Linked DNA regions of Homo sapiens: region 1 is linked to region 2. A link is a contact called in ENCODE Hi-C data. All regions are on one chromosome and are shown on one strand. Each heading gives the region's core, a stretch centred on a gene start or an enhancer-like site at or near the end of the contact. The rest is flanking DNA. Distances are from core to core; before and after follow the strand shown. Region 1 holds the start of VPS8 (VPS8 subunit of CORVET complex). Region 2 holds the start of DNAJC19 (DnaJ heat shock protein family (Hsp40) member C19).

Region 1 (4,428 bases), core at 1,645-4,144, 3.8 Mb after region 2:
GGTGAGAATGAAAACTGGCCTGACATTTCTGGAAGGCAGTTTGACCACGGGTATTCACAGACTTAAGAGTTTTCAAAGCCTTTGAATCAGTAATTCCACTTATAGGTTGCTAGCCTAAGGAAGGAAATAATTTTAAAATGTGGGCAAAGATAATGTGTAAGGATATTCATGGCAATGTTCTTGTTAGCAGTAAAAAATAGGAACTCCTGTATATGTCCAAAAATAGTGGAATAATGAAATACATGAAACTATATCATTAATAATTATGTAGCCATGACAAATAATATTTGTGAACAATTTTAGTGATGGTGGATAGTGCTCAAGATATAATAGTGAAAAAAAGAGGATGGATTATTAACTATATATCCTATAAATATATAGAATACACAACTAAATATTCTATGCAGTTCTATTATGTCACAAATGTAAATATACAAAGAAAAAGATCCAACGGATAAGCCAAAACTATAAGTGCCTTTTTCTGGGATGTGGGTAATTTCTGCTTTATTTTAAAATATTTCCTGAATTTTCCAAGTTTTCTACAATAAGCACACATTTTTTTTTATTATTATTAAGGCAAACAGCCCTGGAAAGGATAGCATTTGAGATTACTTCCTGCTGTGAACAGAGGTACATAAAAGGGCTGTTACTTTGGAGAGGTCTCAGAGTCAGTCTGGACCATCCTAAAATATTCTTTATTATAAGTTGAAATCTGCCTCTCTGCAACGTCCATACACAGGTCGTAGGCTTGCTTTCTTTCTACAGCTATTCAGAATAAGTCTATGAGTGTTGCAGAGATATTTCAAAAGGGTCAGTTTTTTAAAGTAATGGCAAAAACCGCAATTACTTGTGTACCAACCTAATAGCTACCTTTCCACTGCTCACCCCTATGACCCTGCTCTCCCCTACTTCTGCTAATTTCTTTTCCTCTGGATACTTTCAAAAGTTCTCTGTCACACAGGCTTTCTGGTCTCACCAGCTTGCTTATCCTTCTGTAGACAGTCTCTAGTTTAATAGCTTTACTAGAAAAATGTGATATTCAGAACCAAAGGCCGGTTTCCAGCCTTCTAAAGCACAGCTATCATCTTGCCACTCCTCTGCTCGAGTTCCTCTGGAGACTCTCACCAGAAGAGCAGAACACCCCAGCTTAGCGTGCAATGTCTTCCTGGATCTGGTCCTAGCCTTTCCAGCCTCATAGCCCACCACATCTCTAATACACACTACACCAGTGTCTTCAAACTATGGGTTGCTCTGCATCACTGAGTACTGAAATGAATTCAGTAACCAGCACTTAAAAAAAGAGAATAGAATAGAAAATACCAAGTTGCATTGTACACTCTAAGGGCAATTACTGTTTCAGCATATCTATCTATCTATCTATCTATCTATCTATCTATCTATAATGCACACTCACACATATGCGCATACTGTGTGTGTTTTTATACTAGGCCATGGCTGAAATGTATCTTTTTTTTTTTTTGAGACGGAGTCTCACTCTGTTACCCAGGCTGGAGTGCAATGGCACAATCTTGGCTCACTGCTGCAACCTCTGCCTCCTGGGTTCAAGCAATTCTCCTGCCTCAGCCTCCCGAGTAGCTGGGACCACAGGTGCATGCCACCACACCTGGCTAATTTTTGTATTTTTAGTAGAGACAGGGTTTCTCCATGTTGGTCAGGCTGGTCTTGAACTCCTGACCACCTGCCTCAGCCTCCCAAAGTGCTGGGATTGCAGGCATGAGTCACCGCACCTGGCCTGAAATGTATTTCTTACTGTGAGGGATGATTAAAAGAAGGTTGAAAGCCACTGGCCACACCACGGCTACATCAGGCCAATAACTAGTTCCCAAACTTGCTTTGTACTGCCTTTGATCCCACCCTTCCCTCAGCTAGGCATTCTCCCTGCTCTCTGCTACTGAAATCCTTCAAGGCCCTGACAAGATACCACATCCTTCCTTGAGTGTTTCACCCTTTCCCCCTGTCTGTGCGAAAATGGTGGTTCAATGTCTTTCTTTATATTACTCAAAACAGCCTGCCTTGTATTTTGTTATGTCTGTACACTGAATTCTTAGAAAATAAATACCTGGAGGACAGGGCAACACCTTCGGGTCTTCTGAAGGCCCAGAAGTCTAGTGAACCTAGCTGATGCTCAAAAATGTCTGCCCAACCGAATATTTTCTGTATCTCCTTCCAAGAGTATCTTCTGGTGTTCTTCCTCCTGTTTTCTTGACCTATATAGCCCCCAGCAGGCCTAAAATCTGTGTCCTGGGGCTAATGTTACGTACAGTGATGACTCTAGAAACCAGTCTGTTCTGAAAGCTTTCACCTTTCTTCAGGAGCGATAAGAGAAATAAGCATACGTTTTTGTTCATTTTTCAGATGTTTCCTTTATTTGAGACTATGTTTCTCCTGTATTTTTGGTGTTAAGATGTATTTTGGGGAGCAACACTGATGATATATTACAAGATAATAGTTGGTATTTTAGTATGTGTGTGCCTATTGTACTTATTTGACACAATAAATAGGCAATTCTGAGTTCATCTTTTAAAAAAAAAAAAAAGTTAAAAAAAATTTACTGGTTGCAAACTCCAAAAGGCAGGGAATCAACTTCCCTTCTGGGCTGGCTGCAAGTAAGTTCACTTTCTTAAAGGAGGAGCTTTCTCCTCTCACCTCAAGGACTGTTATTTATTTGTCTGCGCTACTCTTTCGACGTTTCCATTCTCTTGGTCCTCAAGATGTGAATCACCCATTTTTTCCGTAGGGGGGAAGACGGCGTATCTCTGGCCCTTTAAATAGGGGCGTGGTGAAGAGGCGCGGACCGCCCAGGAGGGGGAGCAGTGCGAGGAGGAAAGCGGAAGCGCTGCCCGCAGTGGTAGGTAGTGCGCGTGCGTGAGGCTAGAGCAGTGGGTGCGGTCACGTGGGCCGGCGGTCCACGGCCGGAATGGCAGCAAGCTCAGGTAACGAGTTTCCAGAGAGCGGGCCCGTGGAAGGAGACAGGATTGAGGGGCCGTATTCAGGGTAGGAGGAGAGCGCGCGACAGGTCTCTGAGCCTCGGCGTCTCCTCCCCGCGCGACAGCGGCGGGACCTCGGGGAGCGAACAGAGCAGCCCCTGACGGGCTAACCGGACCCGAGCCACGGGCCGGGCGGGGTTGATTCTCGAGTGGAGGGGCGTGTCGTACGTTGGCCCGGAACTGGGTCGGGCAATTTCCACTTACTGGTTCCAAATGAATGTGAAAATTCAAATGGGCTTAAGTAAAAAGGGATTTATTGGCTCCAAACCTGGAAGGGGCTGAGGTATCACTAAATCCAGTGACTCCGGTGATGTATTTGTGTATCTCTCCCTTTCTGCAAAGGGCCAGTAACCCCTCAGTTCCCTATCTACTTTGCGACTATAATTGCAAGCCTCATTCTGTCCTGTTACAGTCGTGCGGCAATTAGGCTGAGGGACTGGCGCGCCCGCTCCCCCGACTGTGAGCCTAGGCGGCGGGTGTCATGCCCCTCCCCACTCCCGGGCGGAACAGGTGTGTAGCCGGTCTGTCGGGCCTGGGAAACAGGTGTGGACCCCTTTAGCCTCCAGGGACTGATATCAAGGTGCCTGAGCCTGAGGCTTAGATGGGGTGTCCACCTCTTAGGATCGGTGCGCACCCTGTGAGGCTGGTTCCAGTTTGTCTCCGCGTGCAAGTTGTGCACCAGAGTGAGGGCAGCAGGGTGAAAGGTGGGCCTCTGAAGTTCGAGGCTACTCCTGTGCCTTGGCCAGTTCTTTGTGCTTGGCATCTGGGGAAGGAGGGAAACAGCTGCTCAGAGTGTCTGGGTGTACAAAATGGGGGTGCTTTACAGGAGGATAGGGTGGGAGGAGGTAGGATCGGTGAGAGGTTCCATGGCCGTGGGTTATCAGGAATAGCTAGCTGGGGAGCCTTCTTTAAATAAGCAGGCCCCCTCCACTTCTTAGATTCTTGTTAGAATGAATAGGAAGGCTTCTGGCCTCTGCACCATCCACCCTCTACCATACTCTACTTTCCCCTACTGAAAAACCCCAAAACCCAAGCAAAACAAGCATGGATGTTAGCTTGTGGTGCTAAACCTTACTCCAAATGTCTGCATTTGGGAGACAATTACATGTTAATTGTCTGTGTATGTCTATGTCTGCCTGTGTGGGTTTGAGGTATATCTAATATAAATGTGGATGGAGAATCTGCATATGTTTGTGTAAGACGTGGGTTTGCTCATGGTTAAATTTAAGCACAGAATAGGTATTGAATCCTCTGGCAATAGCTGGCCTGTTCCATAGAATATGCAATAAAGATAAATGGAAAAAAAATTCGTTGAACTACTGGGCTTTATATGGTCAAAGAGGCATTTGTGAGAAAATTCTTTCCAGAGCTCTAACAGAGTAATATGTTGATTTTTTCTTTATATTTAATATATTTGCTT
Region 2 (4,663 bases), core at 158-2,657:
ATAGGAGAAACAACTTTTTTTTTTCTTTTTTTTTTTTTTTTTTTAAGAGACGGAGTCTTGCTATGTTGCTTAGGCTGGTCTTGAACTCCTGGCCTCAAGCAATCCTCCCACCTTGGCCTCCCAAAGTGCTAAGATTATAGGCATAAGCCACCATGCCTGGCAGAGAAACAACTTTTAAGGCGGAAATATTCTGTCCAGTAATCTTTAAAACTACTGCATCTGTTATGCTGAATGCATTAAAGTTACAGGATTCATCATATGGGAAAGAGGGCAAGTTCGACTTGCTTATTTATCTTTACAATAGTGAAAAAGATGATTCCCTCCCTTTGAAAACTTCTTTCATCACCAGACAAATTAAGTCACATTAAAGTTCAATCAAAAGTAGTGGAAATAGGCCAGGCGCGGTGGCTCACGCCTGTAATTCCAGCATTTTGGGAGGCGAGGCGGGCGTATCACTAGGTCGGGAGATCGAGACCATCCTGGCTACCATGGTGAAACCCCGTCTCTACTAAAAATACAAAAAAAAAAAAAATTAGCTGGGCGTGGTGGTGGGCGCCTGTAATCCCAGCTACTTGGGAGGCTGAGGCAGGAGAATGGCGAACCCGGGAGGCGGAGCTTGTAGTGAGCCAAGATTGTGCCACTGCACTCCAGCCTAGGCGACCGAGCAAGACTCTGTCTCAAAAAAAAAAAAAAAAATGTGGAAATAAGGTTTCTGCTACAGAAGGAAAAACTGTTTACAGACGGCTCCTGTAAAATTCTAACAACGCATTTTCGAGGCTAAACGTGGGCTAAACTAGGAGACTAATACCTTTGGCACTGCCCTGTTGTTTCCTAACAAGACAGGCCCAAATATGTTCAGGAAGCATGGAGAAGACATCTGTCAGCAAAAGCCAAAGAGAAGGACATAGCAAAGTGGAGCTAGTGCTGTGAAGATGTGTTAGGGCAAGGGCACTTATAATCAAATACGTTTCCACTAATCTCCGAGTCCATGACAGCCTCTGACCTTACAGGAGTTCCAGGCAAGCAACACCTGCAGAGCCCGTGCGGACAAGAAGCTGGAGAACCGTGCAGAAAGACGATGTAAAAACACAAACCCCCAAGAGAGCGAGCCAACAGGGTTGTGTCCTGGTGAGTGTGACTCCCCAATAACCGAAACCTCCCGCCCGCAGTCGCACTAAGGAGCACAACTTCAACTCCACACCTCCGAGGCGGGGAGCTGAGGTTGAGGCCTGGGCCGGAGGTCGCCAAGAAGACCGGAAGGCCGCACTCACCATGGCTCCGGCTGGGCTCCCTTGCTTCCACCGGGAGCACGGCTCATCCCAGCTCAGAGGCCGCGGCCAACACCTGCACGCCTTTACCAGAGAGCGACGCAACCCCCAACCTCAAGCACAGGCGCCCTACGCAACACGGCAGGAGCAGCCGCAAACTAGGCCGGAAAACTGTCGTAAAAGGGGACGCGGAGGAGAAGGAAAGTCGCTCAAGCAGTGGACAGAGCGGAGAAAGCGACTTCGGGTTGGTTGAAGGGTGGGCGGATCTCTTTATTTCTGGGTGTAGGGGTGGGGCTTCTCTGTGTTTTCTGTCCTTTGCTCCTGGGCGGTGGGTATTTGGAAATTCTTGCAGGGAAGGGCATGGGCAGCCTTACTCAGACCGATTTTTTCCCCCTACATCTTAGCACCTCGTTTTGCCTTTATTTTATGTTAATAATTGTCAAGGGTAATGAATGTAGTTAAACATGCTGTGACATTTCCACCACGAACCCAAACAAATATGTTGTAACCCAGTGTAGGAAACGAGATGCCCAGAAAAACAAATGAAACCAACCACACTGTGTTTCAGGGATTGCTCGGTAGCATTTTTTAATGTAAAAGAACTTCATTTAAGGATGTGACTTGACAAGACTTTGTGAATATTTGGGTTTTCGTTTTGTAGAATGGGATTAAAGACAGTTCATATTCTGAACATGGAATGTCAAGATCCTACAACTGAAAAGGGCTATTTAAAAGTTTTCCTCCTCACCCAAAATAAAAAGTAGGGCTGGATTTTGCCCTTACGTGGACATCAGTTTCATACATCCCTACATAAATGCTTGAGAAGAAAAAAATAATGGAGACAATAATGGAATTTTACAATGCAACGTTTGCATGATCAAAATAAGTTTGGAGTTACTTCCCACTCAGAATTTACAGTGTTAAATATCCGTTTACATTGCAATGCAATTCTGCTTTGATGAGTTTGTTAGTTATTAAACAAATATGCAAAATTTTTGGGTTTGTTTTCCTCATCTGTAAAAGCAGTTTGCATTTGATAATCCAAGAGCTCTTCTAGCGCTAAGGTTTTTGTGATGTAATTTATTGTCAACACATGATTTAAGGTGACATCCAGCACTAAGACACTAGCATTAAGTTTATAACTTCCTCTTTTGCCTCTCTTTTATCTGGTTTTTACCCAACAATTACAAAATAAATAATCAAGTGAGGCATAAGACCTTGGGACCAAATTGGCATCAACAAGCTAGAATGCTATCTGGAAAAATTTATTATGCATATTTTTGGTATGTACAAACTGTGTAATGCAGTTTCTGGAGGAATAGATTTACAGTAGACTCTAATTAGCTTTGAGACTTTACAAAACCCAGACTCAGGAAATTGGGAGTAGCAACACAGCAAGACATTTTGTTGAGCTGGAGATAGCTCTTTTTTTGGTGGCAGATCAAACTGGAGGTAACCTGGCTCTGTCACTTACTAATACTGTGACTTGGAAAAGTTATTTCTGATTGAGTTTCTTCCTCATTTGTAAAATGAAGGTAATGATAACTACCTTGCCGAGTTTTTGTGAACGTAGAGATTATGCACATATTGTGTTCTGCTTATGGTCATCACTCAGTGTGGGGCTATTATTATGAGGGAAGCCAGAGTGCAAATTGGAGTGTAGAAGCCTTCCTCATTCTCATGATACCTCACTCATGAATCTTAAGTCTGGTTGCCTCTTACCTACCTGCCAAGATCCTAGAAACAGCCTTGAAAAGTAATCTTTTTAAATGTCCACTGACTGATGAATGGATAATCATTCCTCATTTCTTCTAGCTTCTGGTGACTGCCAGCATTCCTTGACTTGTGACTGAATCACTGCAGTCTTGTAAGCCAGCATCTTGAAATCTCACTCTGCTCCAACTTTTCCATCTTCACATTGTCCTTCTCTTCTGTTTGTAAAATCTCCTTCTGGTTTCCTCTTAAAGGATATATGTAATTGCATTTACCAGCTACCCAGATAATCCAGGATAATCTCCCCTTCTTAAGATCCTTAACTTAATCATAGTTTCCAACACTTTGCCATATAAGGTAACATTCACAGGTTCCAAGTATTAGGACCTGAAATCTTTGGAACACATTATTTAGTTTACTATAGAAAGTAATAAAAGACAAAAGAGGGGGTAGGGACAAAAGAATGAGAAAGGACTCAAGCACATCTTCTTAGTTTCTCATCCCAAATTTTTAAATCAGGTAAGTCACTTCTCCTTGGGAAGAAATAAGTGAGAGTTGAGAGCGGTAGCTAAGAGTGTTCTTGCACTGTGGCTTTCAAACATTTTTTGACTGTCATCCTTAGTAAGAAATATATTTTACACTGTGACCCAAGGAGCAAATACATACTTGCACGCACAGATATACATAGTAGATTTATTTATGAGATAATACTTATCCTTACTTCATGAAATGCATGCTGGTCTTTTCTGTTTCTTAAAAAAATAAGTGCTAGAAAACCTACTAAACTCACAGCCCACTAATTGATCATCACCTAAAGTTTGGAAATTATCACTGCAAAAATCCACACTTGGAACTATAATGCCAGGCAAATAAGGGGTTCCCCCACCAACTAAAAGCCATACGCCAGACATTGTACTAAATGCTTTACATAGATTGTTTCATTTCACCCTGTGAAAGTAACATTTACTTCACTATATTGCTATATTGCTTTGCTATATTGCTGGATGTATTTTGCTTTTCCCCAGATCCTCTCTCTACCTTTTTTTCCTGCTCTGTGCTCCAGAGGAACAGAAAGGTTAGGAGGGTGACCTTAATGAACTGTATCCATGAGCAGCTCTCTCGTTTTCTGGCTTAGGGTTCATTTAGGTCTGTGATCAGGAGATCAGAAGGCAGGAGGAAAGTGAATTCATGGTTTTTATTTCTACCTCTCACTTTCTGGTGATTGTTGTAAGCTGACTGAATTGGTCTGCTGAAGAATACAGCTCCTGTTGTGTGCAAGTGTTCTGGTCATTACTCCTTCCTGTTGCTCCTTCACATTTAAGTATAGTCATGCCTTTGCTACTGGCCCCTGCTTGCTAGGCACAGGGCACTGGAACATTTTGTGCCAGTTTCCCTTAATCCTGTCCACATCTTTGTAAACAGTCCTCTTATTAAACTCTCCATTTGGCCGTGGTGTGAATGTTTGTCTTCCCCCAAATTAATATGTTCAAAGCTAATAACCAATGCGATGGTATAAGGAGATGGGGCCTTTGGGAAGTGATTAGATCATAATGGTAGAGCCCTTGTGAATCAGATTAGCGCCTTCATAAAGAGGCACGAGAGAGACCCTCACCCCTTCCACCCTGTGAGAACACAGTGAGAAGGAACTGTCTGTGAAACAGAAAGGGCCCTTACCAGACACA

The links. A loop is a pair of places that touch in the nucleus more often than their neighbours do. Pooled maps may share reads with other maps.
Region 1: a map of CD4-positive, alpha-beta memory T cell shows a loop between it and region 2 (10-fold over the local background). The contact joins the promoter of VPS8 here to the promoter of DNAJC19 in region 2. A Hi-C loop is called at or near these places in 2 of 168 maps with a recorded cell type or tissue (CD4-positive, alpha-beta memory T cell and naive thymus-derived CD4-positive, alpha-beta T cell) and 4 of 50 pooled maps.

What each region holds. Positions count from the first base shown.
Region 1 is chr3:184,809,272-184,813,699 of GRCh38, forward strand. VPS8 (VPS8 subunit of CORVET complex) reads left to right here and starts at 2,895. Exons shown (of 48, transcript NM_001009921.3): 1 at 2,895-2,954. RefSeq lists enhancers at 2,713-2,762, 2,823-3,022.
Region 2 is chr3:180,988,329-180,992,991 of GRCh38, forward strand. It overlaps DNAJC19 (DnaJ heat shock protein family (Hsp40) member C19), which reads right to left and starts at 1,408. Exons shown (of 6, transcript NM_145261.4): 1 at 1,272-1,408. The coding sequence starts at 1,274.